Regions from separate parts of the Mus musculus genome. Here all the other regions are linked to region 1. A link is a loop called in an ENCODE intact Hi-C map of the cell type or tissue named here. Cell type or tissue: heart. All regions are shown on one strand.

Region 1 (4,000 bases):
CTACGTGGCTCTGCCCTCGTAGCACAGGAGGCTGCACACAATAGATGAATGAGTGACTTAAATCGGCTCTGTGGCTGAATCTGTTTGCAAACCACAGAGTTGTATTTAGTTAAAGCTCACAGATTTCCATCATCTTATTTAGCTGTCCATTTATAGCTCCTGATGCAAGTCACCATTTTGGCTCTCTGAGGGAATGGCTAGGTGGGTCATTGACCTGAGTGTTAGGTGCTTGACCTAGGAGCCAGGAGGTTTGCTGGTGCATGTTGCAAGAGCCAGGAGGTTTGCTGATGCAATGTTGCACTTGGTTTCACTGCGAATGCTTCGTTTTCTGGGCTGACATGTGCTCTCTGTTTTCTAGGCGGGAAACGGCCTATCTCTTGGTTTACACGAAGACTGGATCCTGACAGATATACTCACACCTCCAGAGAGGGATAGACTCTTATCTCCTCTCCTGTACCCTTGTCTGCTGCATTTCAACGAGAATAATAATTTAAAAACAATTAAGCCCTATTTATAAGCAAAACTATTATTGCAATGGCTTAGATGTAGTTTGTCTCCTGAAAGCTCACACACGGAAGGCTTGGTCTTTAGATGGCAGTGCTTAGGTGACAGAACTTGTAAGAGACAGGGACCAGTGGGAGATCATCGGTTCATGGGATCTCTCTCCTGAGCACTAATAGTTCTTCTTCCTGTTTCTCTACACATGTTGTGATGCAAATGTGGGGGATACAACATGCCAGGGCCAAGCTGGTTGGAGCCTCCAGCCTTCAAAATTCTGAATCTAATAAACATTATTGCACACTATTCAGCCTCAGGTATTTTGTTATAGCGATAAGAAATGCATGGATATAATTGTTAAAATACTAGCCATGACCCTACACTGGTCTTGATCAGATGGAATGGATAATTTCACCAGCGGGTCTGGCTAGATCATCCTGATTGTGACTGTCAGGACAAGGCAGGGTCTATTCAGTTGGGAAACTGTGGGAGTCCAGTCAGACAGGAATCAGTGCTTGTAGGAGAAATTGGGTTGACAAGGGACAGCGGAGGGAAGTATTTTAGTATTTTACAGCTAGCGTGAAACTAGTATGTACTGTGTTGGCTCAGGATTTTCAAAACCTACTTTAATAAGGGTTTTTAAGGGCTTCCACCTACCAGAGGTGGGGGAAAGAAAGGCTACTAGGAAATGGGGGATGTGGACTTTGGGGGCAATTCCAGACTTTGTTGTCAGGATATCAGCAGTCTAATTCAAAACACCAAGCACAAATCAGTAGCAGGGGCTCAGTGCAGAAGAAACCGAGGCTCTGCCGAACTGGCACGAGTCAGCAGGAGTGGCAAGAAGCGGCTCTCTCTATGAAGTCATGACAAGCGAAGAGTAGCAAAGCGTTGCAAGGCGGACCAGTAGGAGCATCCTCGCACTGTCTGTGGGGTTATATTTATATTCTTTTTAAATACCACAAACTCTCTCAAGCATGCCTGTGTTCCAGCAAAACATATCATGCCCTCTCACAAGAAAGCTTCTAGAAAAACCCACGTTATCTATTCTCAGAAAAAACATCCTCTCACCTATCTGCTTCAGCAAAGCATCCTCTCATAAGACAGCTTCCAGACAAACATCCTCTGACACAACTGAGTCGCCAAAGAAACTAGAAATTTCCACCTCAGTACTGGCTAAAAATCAGCTCAACTTATTACTATTAATTATTATTATTACTGTATTACATTACTGTTGTTGTAACTGTATTATTAATTACTAGTGTCTGTCTGTATGTGCCACAGCAAGCATATGGAAGTTGGTTCTCTCATCCCACTGTGGGATCCAAGGACCGAACTCAGGTGGTCAGGCGTGTTTATTACAAGCCATTTTACCCCGTGAACAACCTCATTGACCCTCAGCCTCCCTTCTTTTGATTTGTTTATTTTTTTCTTTTATGAGTATGACTGTTTTGGCTGATGTTGATCTGTGCACCGCATCCATCCATGAAGTACCTGTGAAGGCCACAAGAGGGCATCAGATCCTCTGGAATTAGAGATGGTTGTGAGCCACCACATTGGTCCTGGGACGCAAATCCAGATGCTCTGGAAAACAGCCAGTGTTCCTAAAGGCGGAGCCATTTCTCCAGCCTCTCAGCCCTGACTTTAGTTTATTACACATTTACTTGGAAAATATATGGTGATTATCCAGTCTCTGTGAGGGCAGTCTTGTTACTTTTGCATAGTTATGACCGAGGTATCTGCGAGAACGATCTAAAGGAGGAAGGACTGATTTTGACTGGCGCTTTCAGAGGATGCACGGTTGCTTAGCCCTGTGCTCATTATGGCAGCATAAGTGTAGCGGAAGTAGATTCCTCCCCCGACGGTGGACAGGAAGAGAGAGAACTTGAGAGCAAGAAAGAGGAGGAGCGTGAGAGGATGAAAGAATGGGCTTGGGAATCACTTACACCTTCAAAGTCGCATTTCCATCATCCACCTCTTCCAGCTAGGATCCACCCGAAGTCTCACCCTCTTCTCAAAACAGTGCCAGTAGCTGGGAAACTTGTGGTTTAATGAAACACAATCAAAGTGCATAGCTATCTATGGCTGCGCTACAGACACTGAAAGTGAAAGCCCTCTGCTGTGGGGCGGGGCCCCGTCAGCCTTCCAGTGGGAGGGGCTTAGAGGGAAGAATAACTGTAGGGAAAGCATACACAGTCCTGGGGCAAAAAACAAAAACAAAAACAAAACAAAAACAAACAAACAAAAAAAAAAACAAAAAAAAAACCCCAAAAACAAACAAACAATCAAAAACCAAAAAACCAATATTCAAGGTTGAATGAAGTTTGAAAACATGACTTTCCCATGCTGAGGAAGCAAGTGTTCAGGGGTGGAGACTGGGAGAGAGGTGGAAGGTCTCAAATAGGCTGAGGGGTTTGGATTTAACCAGATGGCTAATGAACTGCTGAACGGGCTAAGGGGGGGGGGGGGGAGAAATGCTTAGTTATGTTATGGCAAAACTAATTTTCAGGTAAAAAAGATTACAGAAAAACATTATAGTGGGAACAGAAATTTTTAGTGAAGGATGTGGTGGGAGTGGGGTGGGGAATCCAGAGGCGCCAACAGCAACCTGGGAGGTGAGCAGGGTCGGAATTAAACAATTCATACATTCATATACTCGACTTCTTGTTCTGTGTTTCAGAATTTTATCAGTCTTCTCTAGAGGGACTGAACTGTTAGGATGAATATGCATTAAAAAGGGCTTCATTAGAGTTGCTCACACTACTCGGCCTGGATAGGCAGACAATGGCCATCTTTACAGGGAGAGGCTGAGGACCAGTAGCTAGTGCTTAGCCACATGGCTGGACGCCTCAGCTCCCCATCAGCTGCTGAAGGAGTCCCCAAGCGCTGCTTGTCTTTACCTCGTGTTGGCGGGCTGAGGAAGCTGAGTTCTGGTGTCAGCAAAGATGGTGGCTGCAGTAATGGCATCAAAAGCATAGATGCTCTTCCAGGCAAGAGGCTAAGAGAAGCAGGCAAAGAGCAGAAGCTTTCCCCTGCGACCTCCTTATAGCTGGTCTGCTACCGGAAGGCAAGGCGCTGCCCACCGGAAGGGTGTGTCTTTCCGGTGGGCATCAATTAACCCAATAAGGAAAAGTTCATCATGGGCATATCTAGGTGCTCTTAGCCATGGAGACAGCTCTCCAGCTTTGAACCAGTCTTTAAATGTAATATACTAGTTTATCTCCTTTTGTTAAAACTTACAGGATAGGTCTTTAAGAAAGTTACTACACAAAGAGAAAGCTGGGGAGATGGTCTCTAGCCTCTGTGGGCACCCGTGCTCATGTGCATGGACCCACAAGCTGGCACACACACCTATGCATAATTAAAAATAACAAAAATAAATCTCTAGAATGTTTTTATTTGTAGAGAATATATGTGCTATATTTTCATTTAAAAAGGGGAAATTTAATGTAAAGCTCTTTGATGTACATATCCATCTCTTTATTTATCATAGTCTTAATTAAAG
Region 2 (4,000 bases), 1.0 Mb after region 1:
GTGAGTTCCAGGACAGGCAGCGCTACACAGAGAAACCCTGTCTCGAAAAAACAAAAAAACAAAAAACAAAAAACAAAAAAAAAAAAAAAAACAAAATTCAACTGAAAGGTCATTTGCTGCTGTTTTCCTGTCTGAGTCAGAAAGCAGCCACTGTAACTGTGCTTCCCTGCTTAATAAAGGCTCTCTCTGTGAAGACAGGTGTTTGAGTGTGGTTTGTGTCCAGTCCAGCGTAGAAAGGAAGCCCCCTCCCCTGATCTTGGAGTCTCCTAACAATGGTTGATTGCCCTCACACATTTCATTCCAGCACACAGGAGGCAGAGGAAGGCAGATTCATTTGAGTCCCAGGCCAGCCAGGGAAACATACTGAGATCTTGTCTTTAAAAAGATACAAAATAAACACATAGTGGTTTTTTGTTTGTTTGTTTGTTTTATTTTGATTTTTTGAGACAGGGTTTCTCTGTACTTTAAGGATGGGAGGGAGCAGTCAGGGTAGAGAGACTGTTAAATGGTTAGGAGTTCTTGCTGCTTTTATAGAGGACGGGGGTTCAGTTTCCAACACCCACATCTATGGCTTACAGCTGCCTATAACTCTGGATCCAGGGTATACAGCGCCCCGCTCTGGCCTCCTTGGGCACCAGGCACAAACACAGCACATATACACACATACAGGCAAAACATTCATACACGTGGGAAAAAAATATTTTTCTAAAATGATGTGGGAGAATCAAAAGGACAAAGGAGACACCCATTTGTTCTTAGCAGTATCCTATGCCCTCCGAAGCAATGTCTCTGCCCCTCCATATGCTACATGCTTCTGTGGCAGAAACCACACCCTGGCCAAGAAGTCTGAGTCTCTGACCTGTGGTGAGGAAGTGTTAACCTTACATTTTTGAGTTGTTTCCTCAGCCTCTGAGGTCATAACAACTGTCGAATCACTATTTCAGTATATAAAGAACCACTTATCTTTCAGTAGTTGATCATCTTACTAGAAAACAAGTCCTTACGGGAAAAAAAAAGGTAAAGTGAGACAGTCTGTAACTGACCAATATTCTCAAAGTTCAAAGGTCAAATAAGACAACCAATTGCACCCTGTCTCTCACTCGGCTCCTATAGCTGGGGCCTGGGAAGCAATGGAAAGGAATGTTTATTGGAACAACTGTTGATATTATGCATGACACTGAAGACTAGATAATAATAATACTGAGTTCATCTTATAGCTCCTGATTTTGATAATTATACTATTATTACAAAAAATGTATTGTTCTTAGGAAATACACTCTGTTATGTTTAATGGTAATGAAGGCAGTAAGCATTAAATTGTTCAAAAATCAATTAATGTGGAAGGGAGCAAGAAAAAAAGAGAACTCAAATAGAGTACTTTTTTTGGAGACAGGGTCTCACTGTGTGGACCAAGCACTCCTTTGAATTTGCAATCCTCCTGCCTCAGCTCCTCCAGCGCTGGGATCCAGCTCCTTTGTGCTCCTTCTTACACTTCCCACACGTGTTTAAATTAGTAAAAGTGAAAGTTGCAGAGACCAAAAATGTATTTAGCCTTTGAAATATGTTCAATGTTATCAGTTTGACAGACATCGATAAACATCAAAATTAAAATCCACCTCGAAGTGGTTAAGTTAAATACATGCATAACAAGAAAGTACTGGTTTCCAAAAACCCCTAGGCAGAGCAGAAGTGGAGTTCAGGAAGGATGTGTCGGCCGCCGAAACACAGCCACAGTGAAGTGTCGAGAAGTTGAAGGACCACTCTCAACACAGCTCCCCAGCCGCTGGACAGCCTTTATCTACGTCAGGGACCTTGAAGTCTGTTCTGTGAGGCAGAAATTCAAACATGCAAAGCCCTTGGACTGGGCACAGAAACCCTGGACTGGGGAGAGTCCGCCCTGCTTCCATTCCCACAGAAGACTGGTCACCCAACCTGCTCACGCAGGATCCTGTTACCAACACGATCCCCTCTGTGCAGCCCAATGCTCCTTCAGACAATGGCCTAGAAGCCAAATTTCTGAAGTGGAACTGGAAGTAATCAACGAAGCCGGTGGGAACCCTGGGAGCAGGGTTTAAAAACAGATGAGACAAGGGGCTAGAGAAAGGAGGGGTGGGGAGGGATAGACCAAAACTCAGGATGTATACTGAGACTTAAAAAACCCCAGTAGTTGGTAAGCTAATTAAAAACATATATTTAAAGGAGTTTGAACAGATGTGTCCTCTATGGTGGGCAATGCTGCCTTCAGAAAACATGAGTTCTAAAATTAAAATTTTGATGCCAGGCATGAGTTGCTTCCATATGAGTTATCGGTCAGTAGGGCTCCAGGGGCACCTAATACAATGTAGGTTATTATTGCTCTTGGATGCTCACCATAACTAAATGGGTAAGTCTCTATTAGGAAAGAAGACGGCTCATTTAGTTAGCAAGATACCAAGAACTTGATCTTGAACTGAGCAGGCGCCCCCTGCTGGCTAGCATTCATAGTGCTGGAAGGCGCTCTGCAAGACTGATGAGGGAAATTGATCTTTGATTTCACTCAGCTCTGGGCCCTGCTTGCTGAACTACTTACTGATCTAGCAGGCAAGATGTGCCACTGGGTTCATGGTTCATGGCAGACTTTTCCTGAGCAGTCGCGACACACATACACATTGGCTCACCCCAGAAAGGGAGCCTGTGGAAGACCCATGTAAGTACTGGCACCGAGGTCCAATATGGTGAACCAATGAGGGTCACTAGCAGGAATGTGGGAGAGGGGTCCCTTACAAGGAGTAGGGATGATTCAAAGGCAGCCGTGTCACCAGAAAGCCTACCCCAACATAGGTGATGACTCCTGAAAACTACAGCCCAGAGCTCTCTACCTATTCCTCTCCTTCTGACCTTGGTTTGGGCAGTCAGAGGCTCCACCCCAGCAACTCTCTACTCTCTTCTTCACTGTTGACATGGGCCCCAGTGACTCTTCCACGCTTGTGTTATTTAGGTCATGTGACCTTCTGCTTACCTCCTGAGGCCCCCTCTGTCTTCTAGTACCTCCTGGAAGAAATGTTTCCATTTGAAGAAAACGTTACAAATCTAAGGAACACATTATGCAACAAAACTGTTGACTGGTGTAACAGCTGCTCTCTTGACTGGATCTGAGGACTTCCTACAGGAGGATATTGACGTCTGTACCGAAACCCCAGGCTGGGGAAAGAATAGGCCGCAGGGGAGAATCTGATGATATTGTTTTGCTAAATGGTAGCGCTGCCAAACTGCCTTCTAAATAGTTATGTTTCGATTCACAGATCTGAGCTGTTCCCAGCCTTAGTCAAAGAAGCTTCCTGTTGCAGGTAGTAGAGGTCAATGCAGAGACTCGTAACTATTCAAAATGCTAAGACCGAATAAGTGACTGAATGCCCGGTAACAAGTGGGACATCTTTGTCAAGCCCTGCCTCAAGGAACATTTCAGGAGATAGAAGTGGAAAGAAGGGGAGGAGCGTGGCTGTTTATAATGCATGCCTTTAATCCCAGTACTTGAGAGGCAGAGGCAGGAAATTATCTATGCGTTTGAGGCCAGCCGGATCTACAGAGTGAGTTCCAAGACGACAAAAGCTACATAGGGAAACCGTGGTTTTTGTTTGTTTTTGTTTTTGTTTTTGTTTTTGAGACAGGGTTTTTCTGTATAGCCCTGGCTGTCCTGGAACTCACTTTGTAGACCAGGCTGGCCTCAAACTCAGAAATCCACCTGCCTCTGCCTCCCGAGTGCTGGGATTAAAGGCGTACGCCACCATGCCCGGCCGGGAAACCGTGTCTTGAAAAGTAAAAACAAAACAAGCAACAACACAGAAATCAGGTTCAGCCAGATCCCAGCAGCTGCAGGGGCTCAGGTCTTCAGTGGCTCTTTCTGTCTCCCTTTCATTTCCGGAACCATGGCCTCTGCTCTGACTGTCTTCAAGGTGTTCAATGACATGAAAGTTCGCAAATCTTCAACACCAGAAGTGAAGAAACGCAAGAAGGCGGTGCT
Region 3 (4,000 bases), 260 kb after region 1:
TACCGAAAACTAACCTAAGAACCCAAGGGATGAGGATGGGAGGACCTTCCTTAGTAAGAGTCTGGGTGGATGCTACTCCTCTTGTGCCAGCAATGACAGATCTCTTTGATGCCAGGACCGACCAGCATTCCCTGCACTTGGGGGGGGGGAGGGGCATTGTGGGAAGGCTGCTAGCTGTAACCCTCGAAGACAGCTTCCTATTCTGGTTTGTCAATCTTATCTGCTGATTGGAAGGGCAGCGGCAAAAGATGGGGACAAGGACAGTGTTGCGGTAATCCTCCAGCTCAAATATGCCCCGGCAATGAAAACACAACACAGTTCATATGATTACATGCTGTGCACCTAGATTGGGCAGATCTACCGCTGCACTATCATCTTCCACATCTATGAGACCCCTTAGAACTTTCGGTTTCTCCAGGGCATGTGCTTCTGCTCTGCTTTTCTTCTTCTTCCTCCTCCTCCTCTGTGTCCTCTCCCTCTACCATTTTCTCCTTCTTCTCTCTCTCCACCTTCTGCCCCACCTTCTCTTTATCTGCCCAATCCTCAACTCTCCTTTATTTTACAAATTAAGGTGGGAAGCAGGTTTACAGGAAACCACTTGAGTGCTGACTCATTCCTTGTTCACAACACCTCTCAGGAGAACAGAATTAACATCAAATATAATTAGCCCCAGGACAGTGTTAGGAAGATCACATGACTGGATAAGACTCAGGGAGGAGCTGATAAATAGAAGTGTAGACCAGACCATTCTGTACAGCAGAGTCTCATGCGGGCTCTTCGCCCCCAAATTTCCCAGCCTAGGGAGAGATATTCCCAACCCTCATCCACCTGGCCATATCAAATGTAGATGGTAGGGAACAGCAAGAGAGAAGCAGGTAAGATCTGGTTCTAGACCACAAGGGCCAGAGTGGAGGCACATGGCTCTTCCTATACTGGACGCAGGTCTTTAGCATAAGAAAACCCCACCACTCACTCAGCTTCCAACTACTCCCCCAAACCAGGTAAGTCACGACCCTATGACACCTCAGAAGAGGGAGGAAGGGCAAGCCTGGGCTAGGAGGCAGCAGACACACGTAATAGGAAATGACTGGTGGCAAATTAGCAGACAGAAAACTCCTTTTTACCTGAGTACAGTAGCATAGACCTGGAGGGACACTTGAGGATTGGAGACTGGAGGATTGAGAGTTGCAGCGCAACCTAAACTACATAGTAAGCTCCAACCCAGCTGGGCTATCTAGATCAAGACTTAAAAAATCAATCAAAACAAAATGAAAAATAACTCTCATTTTTGAGCCAGCCAACAAATCAATCAACCTACGAGACTGTTAATGACATGCGGTGTTGGCATCCTTATTTAAACAGCAAAGAAAGTTGGCACACTTGACTCAAAGATGCTCAACTCTGGTTATGCAGGAAAGTCACGAGTGGAGATTCTACAAAGATCTGCATGGCCAGGGACTTGGTCCAAACCTTTGACTAAGACTCCCTAGAGGCTGTGGAGATGGCTCCCCAGAGAGCACGTGCCTTGCAAACACTAGGACCTGAGTTTGATCCCAGAGTGCAGGTGAAGATACTGGGCATTGTGGAGCACACTTCTAATCCCAGGGTTGGCAGCAGAGACAGGAGCCCCCTGTGCTAGGTGGCCAGATAGCCTTACCTAAGTGGTGATCTCTGGGCCAATAAGACCCTTTCTCTAAGGTGAATAGTGTTCCTCAGAATGACAAAGATAGCTTTATAACTCCATAAGACCAAAAAAGAAAAAGACAAAGAAATGATTTTCCAAGAATAGATGCCATTTGTCTTTCAACATCTTGTTCCTGGGGCCCACACAGCCAGTGCCCTGTTCCCCTAGTGGTTTTGTTTTGCCTTTTTATGACATTGGTCACCCCTGAACCATTGACCACTTAGTGATCGGTTGCCTGCATGTCCTGACAGTCCCTCTGTCCAGCACACTTAACTACTCCTGGTCTCCTCATTTTGGTGGATGGAGCTGGGCTCAGGCCTCCCACGACCTTTGATGGACAGCCTGCCTATCTAGCAAGTAGCTTCCCAAGAAGAATCCGAGTACATGTTGATGGTATCTATGGGTTGGAACTTCTGGGTGAACTTTAGATTCAGGATTGCTGGGTTCAAGAGTAAAGCTATATCTAACTCATCGAAGGCTGTCAAATTCTGCCATGGAGCCACCAACAAAGTCCAAGAATGACAGGTTTTCCAGAGGGATTAGAATTTTAGATTTCTGATAACTTCACAGATGGAAGAAAGCCTGGGAGAGTCTTTTTCATGCATATGCAAGTACACGTGGAGGTGCTCGGAAGTTGGAGGCTAACCATGGTCTGTGAGGGACAGCGGCACTAGGCTTCCCTGAAGGTATCTTCCATATATATGTATATATATGTATGCATACATATATGTATATATATGTATGCATATATGTGTGTATTAAATATATATTATATAATTATTACATAATAATATTACATAATATATGTAAATAAATATATATGTTAAATATATATTTAACTTTTGAAACCTATGAATGTTTACATGTTTGAAAAACTGAACTAAACCTACAGAAAACAAGAAACTCTGAAGTTGAAAATAAGCCCCTCCCTCATCAAATTAATGCCTAGCCATGTGTCAGATTAACAACACAAGTGCACGACAGCATCCTGGTTTTACATAGCTTTATAACCTTTTCCTCCCTCCCTCCCTCTCTCTCTCTCTCTTTCTTTCTTTCTTGACAATGTTTATCTGTGTAGCCCTAGCTGTCCTGGAACTCACTCTGTAGACCAGGCTGGCCTCGAACTCAGAAATCTGCTTGTCTCTGCCTCCCAAGTGCTGGGATTAAAGGCGTGCGCCACCACTGCCTGGCTCATAGCTTTATTAACCTTATAAGAACAAAAGAGAAAGAGGTAAATGAGTTCCATAGGATGCTTTTGTTGTTGTTAGCAGTCGTAACTTTTATTTATACTTAGTGTAGTGGGGCAGGGGCAGAGCAACCACCTTAATGTCAGTGTGGTGAGAAGCCACGTGGTTGCTTGGCAACAGACTGTCCCAGATCCTTTCCTCATCAGTAGGTGTACATCCTCCGTCTACGCGCAGCTGTGCCAAGACAAAGGCAAGACGAGGTCGAATTAATTCTGGGATTTGACTCAGAAATATCAACACAGACGCGTGCTTATGAATATGCACTTCCCAGGCCTGTCTACCGAAATGCCCGGTAAATCCAGGAGCCAAGGTCACCTATGTTTCTGAACATTTTCTCCACGGAGGGCAAGGAAGTACCTTGGAAAGGGAGTGGGCCTACACTGGAGATGAGAAAGGGGCATTCCAAGAAGCTGGGAACCCATCCACAGTGTTATTAAAGCTGGCTGGGGTGGGGGTGGGGCAGAGGTAGGGAGTGGGGGCGGGGTCCTACCAGCCAAGTTTGAGCTGATTTCAGCATCAAGGGCAACCTAGTACTCTGAGAAGAAAGCTATAAGGAGGATGGAGACCAGGAAGCATGGCCGAGGGTCCAAAAGTCCTGACAGCAATGCAGCACTCTTCATCGTGGAGAGGGAGACAATAATCCCAGCAGCGCTCTGTTCACAGTTATCATAGAATGATGAACAACAGAAGCAGAAGGAGCAACGTTCTAAACTGCTAACAAAATGAGAATGACTGTGAAATGCGCTTGGATAGTTGGGATATATCACAGTGGGACACGGTGGAATAAATCTAAACTTGCAGACAAGGAAGAGTGTAAAATATAATAGCATGACATAATAATAGCATTAAAAAAAACGTACTCTTAAGTAAAGGTGATGCATAGGAAGATAAATAAAACATAATAACAATGACAAATCTTCTGTGTGTGAAATTACCATCTGTTTTTCCATTTGATTCTCTGATTTCTATAAAGAAAATAACATTTTCTAAAACGTACATACTACAATTTAAATTTGTAAGAGGGAAAAACTTGGAACTGGATGCAGGAAGGCATTACCGGGAGTAGAAG
Region 4 (4,000 bases), 67 kb after region 1:
AGAGAGACAGAGGGTGTACCCTGGACATGCTACCCAGGAATGGATTTTGAGCAGAATGTGGGTGGAGCTTGGCGACTGACTGACCTAGATAAGCACCTTGGCATGCTGGGAGAACAAACTCTACCGGGCAGCTGTGGGGGTGGGGTGGCTGATGGGGCTCCAACAAAACCTCTTCCTCTTCCGTTTTACTGCAGGCGACCTTCCTGTTCTCCCTGATCAAATACACGCCACTGACCTACAACAAGAAGTACACGTACCCATGGTGGGGGGATGCCCTAGGGTGGCTCCTAGCTCTGTCCTCCATGATCTGCATTCCTGCCTGGAGCATCTACAAGCTGAGGACTCTCAAGGGCCCACTCAGAGAGGTAGGAGGAAAGCAGTGGGGGATGGGAACCTCACTGGATGGCAGGTGGGTTGCTATTGACGGGGGGTGGGTTGGGGCGGGGGTGAGGAGCTGGAGTACAAAGGGACTACCCAGTCCGGTGTGGGTACCAGAAATCCAGAGGACGTGTACTTGGGAGTCTTAAAAAGGGACACAGGATAACTGCAAGACCCAAGCTGTGACTATGGGGTTGGCAACTGGAAGCAGACTATAGCAGAGAAGGCAGACAGACATTTGTAATGAGAGATGCTGCCAGACACCCATCCCTTACAATGACACCTGTTCTTTCAGAGACTTCGCCAGCTCGTGTGCCCGGCTGAAGACCTTCCCCAGAAGAACCAACCAGAGCCAACTGCTCCTGCGACACCGATGACATCCCTTCTCAGGCTCACAGAACTGGAGTCTAACTGCTAGGGCCAGGGCCTTTGACACACCTGTGAGCCTGGCTGTGGGGGCAGCTATAGAGGCAGAGGGGCGGAACTACCCCTCTGTGGTGGGGCAGAAAGACGAAAGGGGGTATTTGGGACTCACCTTCTGAACTGGGTACCTCCTATCTTGATGCCCCTATTCCAGGGTGGTCCACACATTGTGACGTGCCCGAATCAATAACATCCCATTGAGGCAGCTTGGGAAGCCCAGGGAGGGCTGGGGAGGCAAAAGCCTGGCTTGTTGCTGGGCCCTCTTCCTTCCATGTCATTAAATCCAACTTCCTCTCACAACTGCTTGCCAAATGCCTGGTTTCTGTCCTCTGTTCATACCTGTTCCCTGTTCATTATAGCATTGTGGCTCTAGGGTCCTGCCTCTCCCTACCTCTTACCAAGTTCTTATGAGCCACATAGCAGGTGTGGTTGCTGTGGTGTGGGAGGTAAGGCAGATGATGGGACCAGGTGATGGGGCCAGGCCATTGTCCTCCATCACACATTTGGATTGAAGGAAGGGGACCCTCCTCTCTCCACACTTCCCTAGAGTGTCATGTATGGTCCTGTATGATCCCCACCCCCACTTGCCACCACTGTTCCGTGCTCCTCTCCTCTAACCTCATCATGATATTAAAAAAAAGGGAGACAGAGGGAAGGACAAAGGGATCAGGCCCTGGTTACAAAAAGAAAGAAGACAGACTAGCAGCAGTTTCTTTCTGTTCCCATGGCCCCTGCTGTGTCCCTGCTTGTCAACACTGTCCAGCTGATGCAGGGGGATGAGTTGATGCAGGGTGAGAGAGGGTGGCCAGCCAGACCAGAGGGGCCTTACAGAAGAGGTCCTGCCCAGACTCTACCAGTAGAGGGACTCCTCAGACAGTCTTATTCTCCCTAGCAAGAGATTCAGATATGGGGTACTGTCACTTCCAGATGCGACCACAAGGGGGTGGCACTGTCATGTCCTCAGTCCCAAGTGTCAGGTTTGAGCTTAAGGGATGGACCAACCCTTAAGATCTAGCTTTCAAGAGACTCAGGCAGGAGGCGGGCCCAGCTCTAGGATGTTGCCTGGAGGTCAAAGCAAGGCCCCCAGGCATGCCTTAGCAACCAGCCTCTAAGGGGGTGGGGAGAAACTCCAGTTGCTGTTTGTGTGCTGTAGAAGTGGATGAAACATGACTCTCTCCCCATCTAGGGAAAGGTCTACCTGAGTCTGCAGGTTCACCTGGGGTCCTCTGCTGTGGCATGACAGCATGACGTGACTAAGTGTCCTATGACTCTCTGAGCTGTTCAGGCTCCGCCCCCACCCCGGGTGTTTTTTCAGCTTGTGACATGTCAGTTTCAAGGGAAATGTTTTGAAATCTTTGCCAGTTTTCCAGTCTTGTGTTGGAAGAGTCTGTAGAAATCAGGGACAGTGGTCCTCCTGACTCTGTGGGGAGCCTGGACTCTTTCTCCTAGGTGATTTACTCCGTGGATACAGGCTTGGTCACAGCATTGCAGGTTTAATGTGCCCAAGCCTAGGGTTCTACACAGCTCACCGCCTCACCTACCTGACCGTGTTTCTACAACGCCTATGGCTACAAGGTTATAATGCACTTACTACAAACATGGGCAGAAGCAGAATTCAACCCATTTCTTTTATCTCTTAATACAGGGTCTCACTATTAGCCTTGGCTGGCCCGGAGCTTGCCTTGTAGAGCAGGATAGCCACTTGCCTCTGCCTCCCTAGTGCTGGGATTAAAGGTGTGCGCCACGATGTCTGTGTCAGTTTCCTTGAATGAACTTGGGGCTTTGAGAGGGAGTCACAGAAGGTGGAGGGAACCTGGCAGGCAATTCTGAGCGTACGCGATCTGCCTCTCTGCCCACTCATTTGCTCAGAGTTTTAGAAATATGCTGAGGAAATGAGATGGCTCAGTGATGGTCATGTGAGCCCCACTTATCAGAGTCCCAAATGGTGGCATCTACAGTGTGAAAACCACGTGTTGGTGCTTCTCTGATGTGTCTGCTTCATGGACTGTCTCAGTAGAAACCCCTTGGAATTCACATTCAATTTTCAGATGTGGATAACTCCATGTATCCTGCCCACACAGTTTTATGACAGGGATCAAATGAAGTCAGGGGCCCAAGTATTCTTTTAGTCCGGTTTTGGGTTCAAGCGAGGGAGATAAATGCTGGCTGACAGGCGGAGATGATGGAGATTTGAGAAATGTGGCTGGTGTGCTCAGAGTCTGTCAACACTGTTTCGTTTTTGCTTTGTTTTGTTTTGAAACAGGACCCCAGTCTTAGCTCAGGCTGTCCTTGAACTCACTATATAGTTCAGGGTGGCCTTGAACTCACAGAGATCCTCTTGCCTCAACTTCCCAAGTGTTGAAATTATAGATGTGAGCGACCAAGCCTAGCTATAGTCAGAGTTGGGAGCTATGGTACTTGAGTTTGGCTTTGGCTGAGGTAGAGGCATAGGTGAGGTGAAGGACTGAGGATAGCTGTGTCCCTATCTGTATGGGGCAGAGACTGGATCCTGCAGTTCCCCAAAGAAAGCAAGGCAGGGAGGGGAGGCTACACAGAGAGGTCGGCAGGCAAGCACTAGGAGAGATAATCTGAGTGCAGGAGGCAGAAGCATAGGGGAAACTGGCACCTGAGAAGATGCCCATGGCACCAGGAAGGCACTTACTAATCCCTGAGCCCACTAGGCTACCTGGAGAACTCAACTGCCCAAGGTTCAGACCCAGGCACATCTCACAACCCCGGCCATCCCTAGACAGTGTGCACATAAGCACAGGTCACCTGGGCAACCTTCTTAATAGAGGCTTGCAGCCTATTTTGGATCTCAACCCTCACATTCAATAACAGGCAAACTATTCTGTGATCTTGTTTCTCCTCTAAACTATGCTAAAACTACTGCTTACCCCACAGCCTCACCAGACTCCAGCAGAAACAGGCACCCAGGAAGCACTCTGGGTAAACACTTCCATTTACTGTGGCTGCACCCCAGCAGTCGCTCTCCTCATAGCAGAAAAGCCCTGGAGGTGTCCAGGACAGCATACCACCCCTTAGTCTCAGGAAGAAGGATGCGCATTTACTTAGCTAAGTGAATTTGCTAGGGAATGAGGAAGAAGTAGCCTCAAATAGCCTGTGGTCCAATGGCCCTGGGGCTGGGGCCCTTCAGTCCCTGGTTCTGAGAGAGCAGCGTATGCTGTCTAAGCAAAGG
Region 5 (4,000 bases), 54 kb after region 1:
ACCTCCCCTGTCATCGAGTTCTGGGAGTAAGTGAGACCCTTTTTCCTTTTGGTTATGGCTGTGTATTCTAGAGAAGGGCCTGAGCAGGGGATTCCCCTGGGCAGCTCTATGTGATTTAGCTCTATAATACCTCAGATAAACCTTGTAATTCTTATATTAGAGAGTGTCCATATACATAGTGTGTACCCATACGCCGACCACCCTCCCCTGTGGCTGAAAGTGTTACATTCCATCTAGACCCGATCCCCAAATGTCGTTCACCCAAAGCTTGATCCCTGACATCTAGCACCCTCAGATGGATGAGAAAGTTTATGTCTGCATCCCTCTCCCATGTTCAGTGAACACTCTGGGCAAACTGATCCGGGCACAGTGTACGGTAGCCATGCCTCAGGTCTCCCTCCATATCGCTACAAAGGAGAGCATCCCAGGTCTCAGTGTCGGGAGCTGACAAGCCTTAGTGAAGAGCCTGGAGGGTTTGCTCTGCTGGTCATACATCTACCCTCAAAGTTGGGGCAGTTGCCTAGCAACGTTCATAGCCCTGGGTTCTAACCCTTACACAGGAAGAAACAACAACAACAACAAAAAACAAGAAGCAAAACGCAAAACCACAAAATAAATAAAATCCAACAACACAGAAAAGAGGGAGAGGAAGGAAGGAAAGGAGCCCAGGAGAGAGGTCAGAGTCTATCTGCTCTCTTAGGAGGCGAGTCCTGAAGCTCTCGGATGGCATCCAGCACCTGGGGTCCCTGCGCTGGGAACTGGTCCTGTGCCTCCTGCTCGCCTGGATCATCTGCTACTTCTGCATCTGGAAGGGGGTCAAGTCCACGGGCAAGGTCTGTGCTGGCGAGCTCCGCTCTCCCCTCCCAGGACAGCCTGCCTCTCCTAAGGGCTGCCACTCCTGCTTTAGGCTGGTCCAGGCAGGAGGGAATGACATGGAGTTCATGTGGCTTCCTTCCTGAATGCTGTGCCTCTCAGGGGCTCCATCCATGTACACCTGGGGGATAAATGGAGAGAGGGTGGAGGGGCAGCACCAGAGGAACTCCAGTACGCAATCCACAGTATGAGTGAGCATCTTGCAAATTCAGCAGAGCTGTTGGTCCCCATTTTGTAAAACAGTTCATAGATAAAACAGTTGGAGAGAGAATGCTGTCAGACCACATGCCTCACAGTGATTCTCAGCCAATTTAGAAGTTTTGGCCTCTCTTTACCCTAGAGAGTCTGAAATGGAGCATGCACATGTTCGTGTGTGTGTGTGTGTGTGTGTGTGTGTGTGTGTGTGTGTGTGTGTGTGTGTATGTGTGCATACACTTGCATGCACATGCACATGTGCGTGCACACACACACACACACACACACACACACACACACACACACACACGTCCTGAGCTCTACTGGACTCCTGCCCTAGAGGCCTCTCCGAAGTCTTCTTTACTAATCTGACTGCCCATGGAGGAGGAAGGATCACCTGGCACAGACATTTAAATACCAGACACCATTGTTAGTAGCTCTAAGCACTTGTGTGGGCAAATGCTTGCGTTCATCTGGCCACCAAGCAAATACTGAACAGAGCGGAGGGTGGGGCTGGAGGGAAGGAGAGATGAGTTGTGGTCAGAGGCTTGGAGACATGAAGCTGAACAGCTGCGAGGCCGAGGGAGGAGCAGGCGGGGAACTCCCTTGGCCTTTTCTGTGGGATGAGGGCTAATGTCAGTCCCCGTTCCTCTGCTAGGGAATTCCAGTGCGCACCTTACTTCCTCACTCTCTCCTTGTCTCTCCTGGGCCCGGGGCCAGGTGGTCTACTTCACAGCCACTTTCCCTTACCTCATGCTGGTGGTCCTGTTGATTCGAGGAGTGACACTGCCCGGAGCAGCCCAAGGAATTCAGTTTTACCTGTACCCCAACATCACACGTCTGTGGGATCCCCAGGTGAGAAGCTGCCCAAAGTAGGGCTCTGGGGGTGTTTGAGCTATATGGAGTATCCCGGATCTTGGATGGTCCCCAATGCATCTGTGGTGGTAGTGGTCTGTGTGGTGGGGGCGGAAGTGTTCCGTTCTGCAGATATGGGTCAGCAGTTGTTTATGGTCATAGGGAGCCTGCCACTGCTCTTTCTTGGTCTACCGCTGCCCCAGGGAACCCAGAGACTTGTGACCCTGGCAATAACCCATCGGGGCTAAACGTCTGTCTTAACGTCTTAACGGAGCTGTGCCCCTCTCCTCTCCTCATTCTCAAATCCAGTGCTTCCCTCTGAGCTTCCTCCCTTGTTTCTCCCCCTCTCAGCCTGCCACTCCCTTTTGCCCTGTGGTGCCCCTTCTCTGGCCCAGTGACCTGACCCTCTAGCCTCTGCTTCCTGCTCCTCCCCTAGCAGTTGGGCTGGTGTTCCTGTCAGTTGTCTCTTTTCCTTCAGGCCCCCTCTTTTCGGTCTACCCTGCAGCTTCAGTGTGTACAGGGAGGAGTGCTGGAGGGTGGTGTTAACTTTCCAGAGCAGCACAGAGCAGACCGATTGTAAAGCTCTTGCTTCTGGCAAGTGTCTGCTTGGCAGCCGCCTTGAAGGACGGTCAAGTGGCCTGGCACGGAGGAGACTGCTCACATACTGCCCACGCTTCCTTGGCTCAGAGGAGAGACTGTGTATTAGTCAGTGATACCCCTTGGTTTGGGGGAGAGGGGGAACTCTCTGTATTAGTGCAAGGACCCCCCCCCCCTTTCCAGGGAATTGAGGACAAGTGACTCCCAATACCTAGAAGACTGTTGGATGGCCTTCCAAGTGGTTAAAAATAGCAAGGGACAAGCCCTATCTGCGAAGTTGCTGGAAGATAGAAAAGCAAGGGGTGGCCCAGGGTTCCCGAGTCCCCTTGTTTGAGGCAAGAGTTCTCCTTTAGGTGCAATATGGGTTGACCAGAGTTCCCAGGTCTTTAACCTCACCTGAAGGAATTGCAAATCTCAGGCCAGCCAGGCCAGCCCTAGTCAGACTCTCCTCACAGACTCCAGCAGCCTCGAGTCTTCCTGTGGGATAGGAACCTTTCCTCCTCCTGTCCAGGTCCTCAGAAACCACAGAGATGCAGGCTACTATCAAACTGCCGCACGCGGCATTAGGACTCGGTTTAGCTACAGAGCCAAGCTATAGGACCAGAGCTCTGTTGACGTTTCCAGAATTCTAGAGCTCAGACTGTAAAGCTGCTCTGCTGTGCAGACAGGCAGGCTGTAGCCCCAGCCTGGACACGGTAGTTAAGCGATGTTTCTGTTCCATGATTCAGAAGCCCCTTGTCTTTTCCTGGAACCAAACGGTTGTGACAGACAGTGGACAGTAAGCAGGCCTCTCTGGGGCAGCAGTGTAGGCAGGCTAGGGAAGTCAGACTTGGATCCACCTTCTTAAAGGGATCCCCTGTGGCTCTAGAACACCAGAGCCACGAATGTGTGGGGGAAATATCACGTTTATTCATAAGTAGGGCTGAGAGCAAGAGGGCCAGATGAACTGAAACACCAAAGGAGCCCAATATGTGTGGTTCGGTCCTAATCAGCTACGTATAGCCAGTGACCTGTATATCCCTGACACTCCTAAGAGGTTTCCGTGTCTTATGTTAGGTAATCCCCACAGCATATTAATGAGCTACTTCTATTTTATAGATAGAGAAACTGAGGCCTAGAGATCCTTAAGATTTTGTGGTTTTGGAGATGACGACGCAGGGCATCATGCAAGCCAGGCAAGTTCTCTTACCCCTGGGCTTTCAGGCTGTTTACACTCACATCTGCAACTGGAAGCAGGTCTGGAACCCCCACAAACTTTCTGACCTCTTCTGGAAGGCAAGGTCCCGGTCTGTTCACCTTGGCTTCTTGTGTAAGTCATTTACACACACACACACACACACACACACACACACACACACAAAAACAAAACAAAACATCAAACCAACCAAACAAAAAAACTGTACTGAGCCAGGCCCATTATAGAGGCAGTGCCTGCTATGTAAGTTTCCTGAAGACATGAGTGTGGGCCAGGCAACCTTCA
Region 6 (4,000 bases), 95 kb after region 1:
GTTTATTACTTCTCTTAATTACTGCTCCTTGTTCGTCCTTATCTCACCAACCCCGAGTTTGTCCCTGAGTGCCTGACTTTGTTTCTGGGGACACACCCACAGAGAGCATCCCCCTGCCCACCCGTGACACACCACAGAGAGCATTCCCATGTCCACCCCAGTGACACACCCACAGAAAACATCCCCCTGCCCACCCCAGTGACACACCCACAGAAAACATCCCCCTGCCCACCCCAGTGACACACCCACAGAAAACATCCCCCTGCCCACCCCAGTGACACACCCACAGAAAACATCCCCCTGCCCACCCCAGTGACACACCCACTAAGCATCTCCCTGCCCACCCCAGTGACACACCCATAGAGAGCATCCCCCTGCCCACTCCAGAGCTTACTCATTCCCTGCCTTTCTCACCCTTCTAGCGTCTTCGAAGACTCATCACACCAGACCCCAGTCTGCCCCAGCCAGGGCGGCGCCCACCACAGGATGGCTCCTCTGCTCAAAACTGTTCGTCCTCTCCAGCCAAACAAGAACTCATTGCCTGGGAGAAGGAGACTCATTTGTAGGAAGTGCCAGAGGCCAGGTGACTCCAGAGCCAGGAACCTGGTCAAGGCTAGCTCCTCCCAGGGGTAACCTCTGCTGCACCCTGCTGTGACCTCTCAGGTCTCCGGACACCCCTGCCAGTCTTCTGGGAGCCACTCTTCTGTTCAGCTGGAACAGCTTGTCACCTCTCAGTCCTTTCCAAGTGAGCTCTAGGAAGCTGAGTCTGCCAAGTGTTTTGAACTCAACATCTTGACTTTCTGGATTAAAAAACTAAGAACCAGACAGGCAAAGTGATATTTTCAAGGTCACACAGCCTGTCAGAGCCCTAGACCTTCCTTGAACTTGCTGCTCTCAGCTGAGGCGTGTGAGCCTCCAGCATCACCCCTGCAGCAGCTAACAAGCCTGCATGGATCACCTGCTGTGACATGTGTGTCTCTTCCTTGTCTCACTCCACTTCAGCTCTTTTGTGGGTGGGAGGTCACCTCATGCAGGTGCTGGGGACTGGGGACATACCTTGTTAAGTTCCCTTCTAGCCTCTACCTATCGGACTTCTCTGAGCTCTCCACGTTCTTTTCCTGGGTGGTAGGACTGGAAACAGGAGATTTCTTCTCTTCCTTCTCCTCCTCCTCTTCTTCTTCTTTTCCTTTCTCCCTCTTTCCCTCTCCCCCTCTCCCTCCCTTTTTCTCTGTCTCTCCCCCTCTCCTTCTCTCTTTCTCTCTCCTCACTCCACCTCTCTCTCTCTCTCTCTCTCTCTCTCTCTCTCTCTCTCTCTCTCTCTCTCTCTCTCACACACACACACACACACTTACACACAGACACAGACACACACACACACACACACACACACACACTTTCCTCTTTTTCTTATCCTCTTTTTTGTCTGGTCCCTTCCCAACCATCCCTTCCCACTTGCTAACATACAACACATAGCCTCTGGCTTCTGAGGGTTCCAGGAAAGCAGGCTGCAGGTGAGTTCATGGTGGGCCTTCAAAAGAGAAGGGAGGGGAAGGAGTAGGGTTCTGAAGACACTGTCCTGGGCACAGAGCCCTACTCCCAAGAAAGAATGACTAGATAAACATCATCCAGAGTCAGTATCCAGTGGTTAGAGCAGTAATCCATGCCTTGTCCTGTGTGGATCCCATTCAGATAGCCTCTGAGTGTTCCCACTTTCTTTTCTTGAGAAGGTGCATCTGTGGACTCCCAGTACTTCAGTTGCCTTGACTCGTGGAAGCTCTTCCTGTCTCCTTCTAGACTGTTATGTGCACCTTGATAATCCTCATTGGATCAGCTAGTGAGGAAAATAAGAGGTCTAAGAGAGGAATTCTTAGAAACCCTGCCATTGCAGCTGGGTGCTATGACGAGTCTAAACTTCTGCTTTGGGGCCAGCATGGAGCCCTTTTCTGCCCCCTGGTGGCAAAGGAAAGCACTCCCCTTTAACATCTCTCTCTCTATCTATCTATTTATCTATCTATCTATCTATCCATCCATCCATCCATCCATCCATCCATCCATCCATCCATCCATCCATCCATCCATCCATCCATCCATCTATCTATCTATCTATCTATCCATCCATCCATCCATCCAACCATCCATCCATCCATCTATCTATCTATCTATCTATCTATCTATCTATCTATCTATCTATCTATCTATCTATCTATCTACTTACTTACTTATTGCTGGTAAAACCTAGAGAGCAACCTTAGAAATCAGTTGGGTACCTCATTGGCACTCTTATCTGTTGCCTGGACCATGGAAGGTAAAGTCTGTGTGGATGCTGGCTCATCTGTCCTCTTCCGGTCTATGTCTGGGCCTCTCCTTTGTCTTCTCCTTCTTGGGTGCCTCCAGGGCTCTCTGACTCACTGGCTGTCTGCCTCACTCTGAGGGACCAACAGCCTCTGTCTCTGTCTCTGCCACTCTCTCTGCTCTAACTATTCAGCTCCCTGCTTCTTTGTTGATTTAGCTGCTCACTGAAGTAATAAGGGCCCATTGGATCTGACAGGGATGAAAGGCTTGTTACCCACCCATGGAGAGAGGGCAGGAAGGACACATGAGCTTGGGGAAACAAATAGGATCGCAAAGCAGGTCTGGCAGGTCATGTCAGTCTGGGATGGGCTGCAGCCCCAGGGACGGCATTCTGGTTTCATCTCGTGTGATAACTGGGTTGGGTCTCCCATCTGGTCTGAGGCGTCTGTCTGTAGGTCACATGGGTAAGCATAGAATTGCCACAGACAGACTGGATGCCAAAGCCTGAGCCAGGTCTGTCTGCAAGAGCAGTGTCCAGTCCCATTCCTGTGACAAGAATCTGCCAGGACAGAGGCAGACACATTCTGAGGCTTGCTCTGTCCACTGCAACCCCAGCAGCGTGGGGACAGAGGCTACCTTAGCACCCAAGGCCTGGCCCTGAGGCCAGACCCCATAACCACTCCTCGTGACTGGGGCAGACCTGTGCATCCTGACAGGATGTTCGTCCATGGGAGTAAACAAAGGGACCTCATGCTCTCCTGGCTGGTTCAGGGCTCTACTGGAGAGGTAGCATTTGTTTGACTGTGGAGAGAAGGGTCTCAGGGGACACAGGAGCTGTCAGCACAGCCTGGGAGCAGCCAGCCACCAAGAGATCTGAGTTCTCTGCCTTATTGTGGCCTCAATTTGACTCTTTTGGGTTTTTTTTTTTCACACAGACAAATGAACTGTCTGGAACTAGTCACCATGTTTCCCCAGTCAAGGCTCCTCATTTCTTTCTCTTGTCTTCCATCACTGGGTGCCTAGAAGTGGTGGCAAGGCAGGATCCTGCCTCCTTCCCAGTTTTGACAAAAATCTTAACGTTTCGCTACTGAGTGAGGCTGTTGGTGCAGATGTTTGATGGACAGTGTTTATTAAGTGATGGCGTTTCATTGGCTCCGATGTTGTCTTATTTGAAAGTAATAATTATAAGTGTTGAGCTGGGTGTGGGGTGTAGCAGTGGGGATACTGAGACAGGAGGATTGTGAGTTGAAGGCCAGTGGGCCTGCAGGGGAGATCATGTCTCAAAGATCAAACACTAAAAGAAGAGGTGGCTTTAGCTTGCTTTTTTATGTGCATCTGTTAGATGATCTTCTACTCTGTTGATGTGCTGAAATACATGAATATATTTTTCTAATAGTAAGCCATCTTTCTATTCTTGGGACAAACTCAGCTTGGTCGCAGAATGCTGGTTTTTGGCCACACGATGCCACGTTCAGATGGTTAATACTTTGTGTATAATTTTTGTAGGTAGGCTCATAAGGCTCTGTACTCTCTAAATTTTTCCTTATAGGCAGTGAGGGGCTTTTTGTTCTTAAGGTTGTGTTTGGCTTATAAATGTGGAAGCTGGGATGAGTTTTGTCTTTTCTTAAGGGGTTTGTGAGAGATTAGCATTCTCTGTTCCCTGAGTGTACATAGAATATAGTCACCCACCTGACCCAGTGTCAGGAAG
Region 7 (4,000 bases), 340 kb after region 1:
TGCTCTCTGGAACAAAACCCAAACAGCAGTCAAATCTTGTTTTCTTTGCTCAGTGAAGAGTTTGTTTGTTTGTTTAGATCATGATCTCTCTGGGGAGTGCATTAACAGGGCATTTTAAATTGCCTGGCAATGTCCTTGGACCTGAATATAAAAGTCCTCTTGTTTTATTTAAGTTTATATAAGAAGTTAAGATGACTTAATATTTTTCAGTTTGGCTATGCTTAGGGATTGCTCTGTCCTCTCTTCACCCTAGTCAGACTTGTCCACTTCGTTTGCTTGCACAGCAGCTCAGTGTTCCCCAAGCCCTAATCCTGCCTGGAGTCAGCCTGGGACACCTCGGAGAAGGGGACTCAAGGAAGCCATTATCTAAACCACAGTCATCTTGGCTTGTGCCTTCTTTCTGGTGGGGAACCAAAGTTGGGACAGAGAAATACTGAATACATTAGATGAAGGAGCTCAAGCACCAAGAGCAAACGACACAGTTACCCCCATTTTACACAAAGAGTGTACATCTGGCAGAAGCAGGATGCTTCAACCGGAATTCATTAATCAGATCATATAGTGCAACATCAGATTACCTCACAATGTATTCTCTAGGGATGCGTGTGCTGTACAAAGTACAGGCAACAAAGCTACACATATATTGTATTGGGTTTTATTCTTATTGGCTAAACCCAAGACACAGATTTATACATTTTCATATAACTGCCTATTTACTTGAATGAAAGGTACAAAAAATGTACATAGGAAGGGCCATGAAACAATATTTTCAATATTTTTTATATATCTTGCAAAGAATGCTGAGGATATAGCTCAGTTGGCAGACTGCCTGCACAGGATACAGGAAGCCATAGAGTAGATTCCCAGCAACCCATAAAACAGAGGCTGAGGGTCACCAAGATCACTAAGGTACATGATGATACTTAAAAAGTAAGTATTTCTGGTAAGACCCTCACAAGACTTCTAAGTTAATAGTGTGGTTTAAAACACATTCACATGTATACTCTGACTTGCAGGACGTAACACACACGCGCACACACACACACACACACACACACACACCCTACCACCACCACCACCACCACCACCATCAAAATCCAAAGAGCTGTCCTCATTCCTCTTCTTACTCCAATTGGTTCAACTAAAAGGACATTTGGGAGATTCTATACGTCCTTCTCCATCAACATTCTCTACAGTCTGACTGAACTGGGCTAAGCTGCTCCGATGTAGAAGTGCAAGCCGGTTAGCTTTAGGGCCTTGTGGAAAATGGACTCTGCTTCTTTTCTCACCACTATCATAATTCATCTCCCTATGATATATGTGCATTTACTAACTATTTACTAGTTTCAGCTTGGTCTCTCTTTCCAGTTCTTGTACTTTTAAGGTAACTCAGTCATTTTATTGGGAAGAGACTTCAGAAACCCAGGGAACCAGTGGACCTTTGGGTCCAACTTCAGGCTCATCTGATTGCCCTCAATAACCTACCTTTAGCATTGTTCGTTGTGAACAACAGAATTTCCAAGGCTATTTCTCCTCTATCCTCTATTCTCTAGGGTGACATAGCAACTGGAAAGCTTGAAAATGGAATAGTTATAAGGAAAAGAGGAGAATCAAATACTATAAGGTGTAGTTAAGGATATTTGAGGATAACAGAGATTCGAAAAAATATTTTAATGACAGTTTTTACTAAATTTTGTTAGCGTGCATCAGTGTGGAATTGAGCACAAGAACACTCCTCTCCAAGGCTTCCTGGGCTCGTTGGACAATCCATAAGCAAGTTTCTCATCATCAGTCCCTTTGGTATTTGAAGCCAGATAATCACTGTCTTTATTGTTCTGTGATGTTTGTTCCAATCTGGCTTCTTCCCACTGTGTGCTTGGCATGGCCTATTCCTAGTTGGGACAAGGCAAAACTGCCCCCTTGTGGAGAATTCTGGGCTGCAGACTAGATCTTCATAATGCCAAAAGAGATCTTAATGTGAACCAAGACAGTGTGTGACTCAAAGGACAACAAACAAGCAGAGCGCACTCTGACCTGGAAGAGTGATTGGGAACTCTCACCTAAACGTCTCTAGGAGTTTTGCCTCTCTGTTCTGTTCTTTTCTGCCTTCCTTAGGTCCCTTTCAAATGGATATTTTCTGCAGCTCTTGAATTTCTTCTTCTTCTTCTTCTTCTTCTTCTTCTTCTTCTTCTTCTTCTTCTTCTTCTTCTTCTTCTTCTTCTTCTCTCTCTCTCTCTCTCTCTCTCTCTCTCTCTCTCTCTCTCTCTCTCTCTCTCTCTCTCTCTCTCATTGTTCACAAATCTGATACTATCCCTTGGAGAGTATAAATAATTGAATCATATTTTCTGAGTGTAAGGCTTCCATACTTACATCTTTTCTTTCCATGTTTGGGAGAAGCATGGCAAAGCTCTTGTTTTTCGAAAAGATTGAGTAATGGGTGAAAGCAAGCTGGGAGAAAGGGGGAAGACTTTCGGAATCAGAAGTTGTTTTAGAGCATCCTTCCCTTTGATAAGTTCTAGGTCTCTCCTATGCTCATCAACCACGCAGTCAACGATCACTGTTACTGTATTACTTAGTGATTTTTGAACTGTTCTTTGAAGCTTACAACTTTTGGTCTACTGTTGCAGGGAGACCAGTGGGACCATAAGGAGGGCTCTCACACCTGGCTTTGAGAACTTGGCTTAATAAGCTATGTCGTCTCGAGGCAGATTATCTGTCCAGGCAGATAGCGCCCTTCTAACCTTGTTTTTAAACTTGTTTTTAATTGGCTTATAGAGAAGCAGGCTTCCTTTCCATAACTCGGGTTAGCATCCCCTTCATCTTCCCCTCCCCCTCCTCCAGCCTTCTTTAAAACTTTCTACACTCATGTTCTCCCCCCTTCATATTTCTCGTGTTCCACCACGCCCCTTTCTTTAAAGCACCCGCTCCATCTGAATGCCCACTTTCTAATTTCCTTACATCTACAGGCACTTTGTTAACCACACAGCTCTCAAGATTCCAAGCCTATAGTCATGGAAGAGAGAATATTTGCCATTTGTCTTTCTGGGCCTGAGTTACCTCACCCAGTATGTAGTTTTTGAGTTCTATCTATAGTAAATCTCACTATTTCATTTTTTTTCTATATAGAATTCTATTGTGTATATGTATCAAAATCCACTCTCCACTAATTCATTGATGGACATCTAAGCTGCTTCCATTTTCTAGCTATTACAAACATAGAAACAATGGATAAACAGGAATTCCTGTTGGAGGAGATAGGGTCCCCATATACTCAGGGGTGGTGTCTCTGGGTCACATGGTTGTTCTACCTTCACCTTATTAAAGGGACATCTACACTGAGTTCCATAAAGGTTACATCAGTTTGAATGTCTCTAACAATGTTCTTCTTCCCCATACTCTAACCAGTATTTGCTATCATTTGATTTCCTTTTTTTTTAAAGAATTATTTATTATGTATACAGTGTTCTGCCTGCATGTATGCCTGCAGGCCAGAAGAGGGCACCAGACTGAATTATAGATAGCTGTGATCCACAGTGTGGTTGCTGGGAATTGAGCTCAGGACCTCTGGAAGAGCAGCCAGTGGTCTTAACCTCTGAGCCATCTCTCCAGCCCCTCATTTGGTTTCCTGATGACAGCAATTCTTACTGGGGTGGGGTAGACTCTCAGATTGGTTTTCATTTGCCTCTAATCTGATGACTGATGACATTTGAACAGGTTGTAAAATGTTTAGTAGACATTTGCATTTCTTTCGTTCAGATCTGACCACTATTTTTTGATTGGATCATTTTTCCTCACGCTTTGATCTTTGAGTTCTGTGTGTGCTTGACATCAGTCTTCTATCAGATACATAGCTTGTAAGGATTATTCCCATTTCATAGGCCTCCTCTTTACTTGACTGATAACCTCCTTTGCTGAAAAGAAGCGCTTTTAGTTTTATGAGGTCCCATTTGTCAACTCTTTACCTTATTCCTTGAGAGACTAGAGCTCTCCCTAAAGTGTT

The links. Peaks named below come from ENCODE experiments on the same cell type or tissue, not always from the same donor. Only the 100,000 strongest peaks of a DNase experiment are listed, where the experiment ranks them.
Region 2: a loop joins it to region 1, with 6 times the contacts of the local background. A loop is called at or near these places in 9 of 42 quality-filtered maps.
Region 3: it touches region 1 in a loop (6-fold over the local background); 25 of 42 quality-filtered maps call a loop at or near these places.
Region 4: it touches region 1 in a loop (4-fold over the local background); 10 of 42 quality-filtered maps call a loop at or near these places.
Region 5: it touches region 1 in a loop (4-fold over the local background); 10 of 42 quality-filtered maps call a loop at or near these places.
Region 6: it touches region 1 in a loop (9-fold over the local background); 17 of 42 quality-filtered maps call a loop at or near these places.
Region 7: it touches region 1 in a loop (13-fold over the local background); 3 of 42 quality-filtered maps call a loop at or near these places.

Annotation. Positions count from the first base shown.
Region 1 is chr6:121,270,114-121,274,113 of GRCm38, forward strand. It overlaps Usp18 (ubiquitin specific peptidase 18), which reads left to right. Exons shown (of 11, transcript NM_011909.2): 11 at 359-804. The coding sequence ends at 404. It overlaps Gm44148 (a long non-coding RNA gene), which reads right to left and starts at 2,625. Exons shown (of 2, transcript XR_003956358.1): 1 at 2,442-2,625. In heart, a CTCF peak has its summit at 1,995 (motif pointing right); DNase peaks (open chromatin) are centred at 2,008, 2,368 and 2,468; H3K4me3 peaks cover 807 bases; H3K27ac peaks cover 590 bases.
Region 2 is chr6:122,302,025-122,306,024 of GRCm38, forward strand. No RefSeq gene overlaps it. Among named protein-coding and RNA genes, the nearest start is that of M6pr, 4.7 kb to the right of the region's middle. In heart, a CTCF peak has its summit at 2,478 (motif pointing left); a DNase peak (open chromatin) is centred at 2,467; H3K4me3 peaks cover 329 bases.
Region 3 is chr6:121,528,949-121,532,948 of GRCm38, forward strand. No RefSeq gene overlaps it. Among named protein-coding and RNA genes, the nearest start is that of Iqsec3, 57 kb to the left of the region's middle. In heart, no CTCF peak of the experiment used is centred here; no DNase peak of the experiment used is centred here.
Region 4 is chr6:121,336,621-121,340,620 of GRCm38, forward strand. It overlaps Slc6a13 (solute carrier family 6 (neurotransmitter transporter, GABA), member 13), which reads left to right. Exons shown (of 15, transcript NM_144512.3): 14 at 195-365; 15 at 674-1,101. The coding sequence ends at 796. Among named protein-coding and RNA genes, the nearest start is that of Slc6a12, 4.0 kb to the right of the region's middle. In heart, a CTCF peak has its summit at 1,707 (motif pointing right); DNase peaks (open chromatin) are centred at 181 and 1,721; H3K27me3 peaks cover 736 bases.
Region 5 is chr6:121,324,324-121,328,323 of GRCm38, forward strand. It overlaps Slc6a13 (solute carrier family 6 (neurotransmitter transporter, GABA), member 13), which reads left to right. Exons shown (of 15, transcript NM_144512.3): 5 at 1-26; 6 at 701-833; 7 at 1,789-1,923. Among named protein-coding and RNA genes, the nearest start is that of Slc6a12, 16 kb to the right of the region's middle. In heart, no CTCF peak of the experiment used is centred here; a DNase peak (open chromatin) is centred at 1,658; H3K27ac peaks cover 873 bases.
Region 6 is chr6:121,364,807-121,368,806 of GRCm38, forward strand. Slc6a12 (solute carrier family 6 (neurotransmitter transporter, betaine/GABA), member 12) reads left to right here. Exons shown (of 16, transcript NM_001381903.1): 16 at 423-967. The coding sequence ends at 566. Among named protein-coding and RNA genes, the nearest start is that of Slc6a12, 24 kb to the left of the region's middle. In heart, a CTCF peak has its summit at 1,935 (motif pointing left); no DNase peak of the experiment used is centred here; H3K27me3 peaks cover 624 bases.
Region 7 is chr6:121,610,077-121,614,076 of GRCm38, forward strand. No RefSeq gene overlaps it. Among named protein-coding and RNA genes, the nearest start is that of A2m, 24 kb to the right of the region's middle. In heart, CTCF peaks have their summits at 1,921 (motif pointing left) and 3,487 (motif pointing right); no DNase peak of the experiment used is centred here.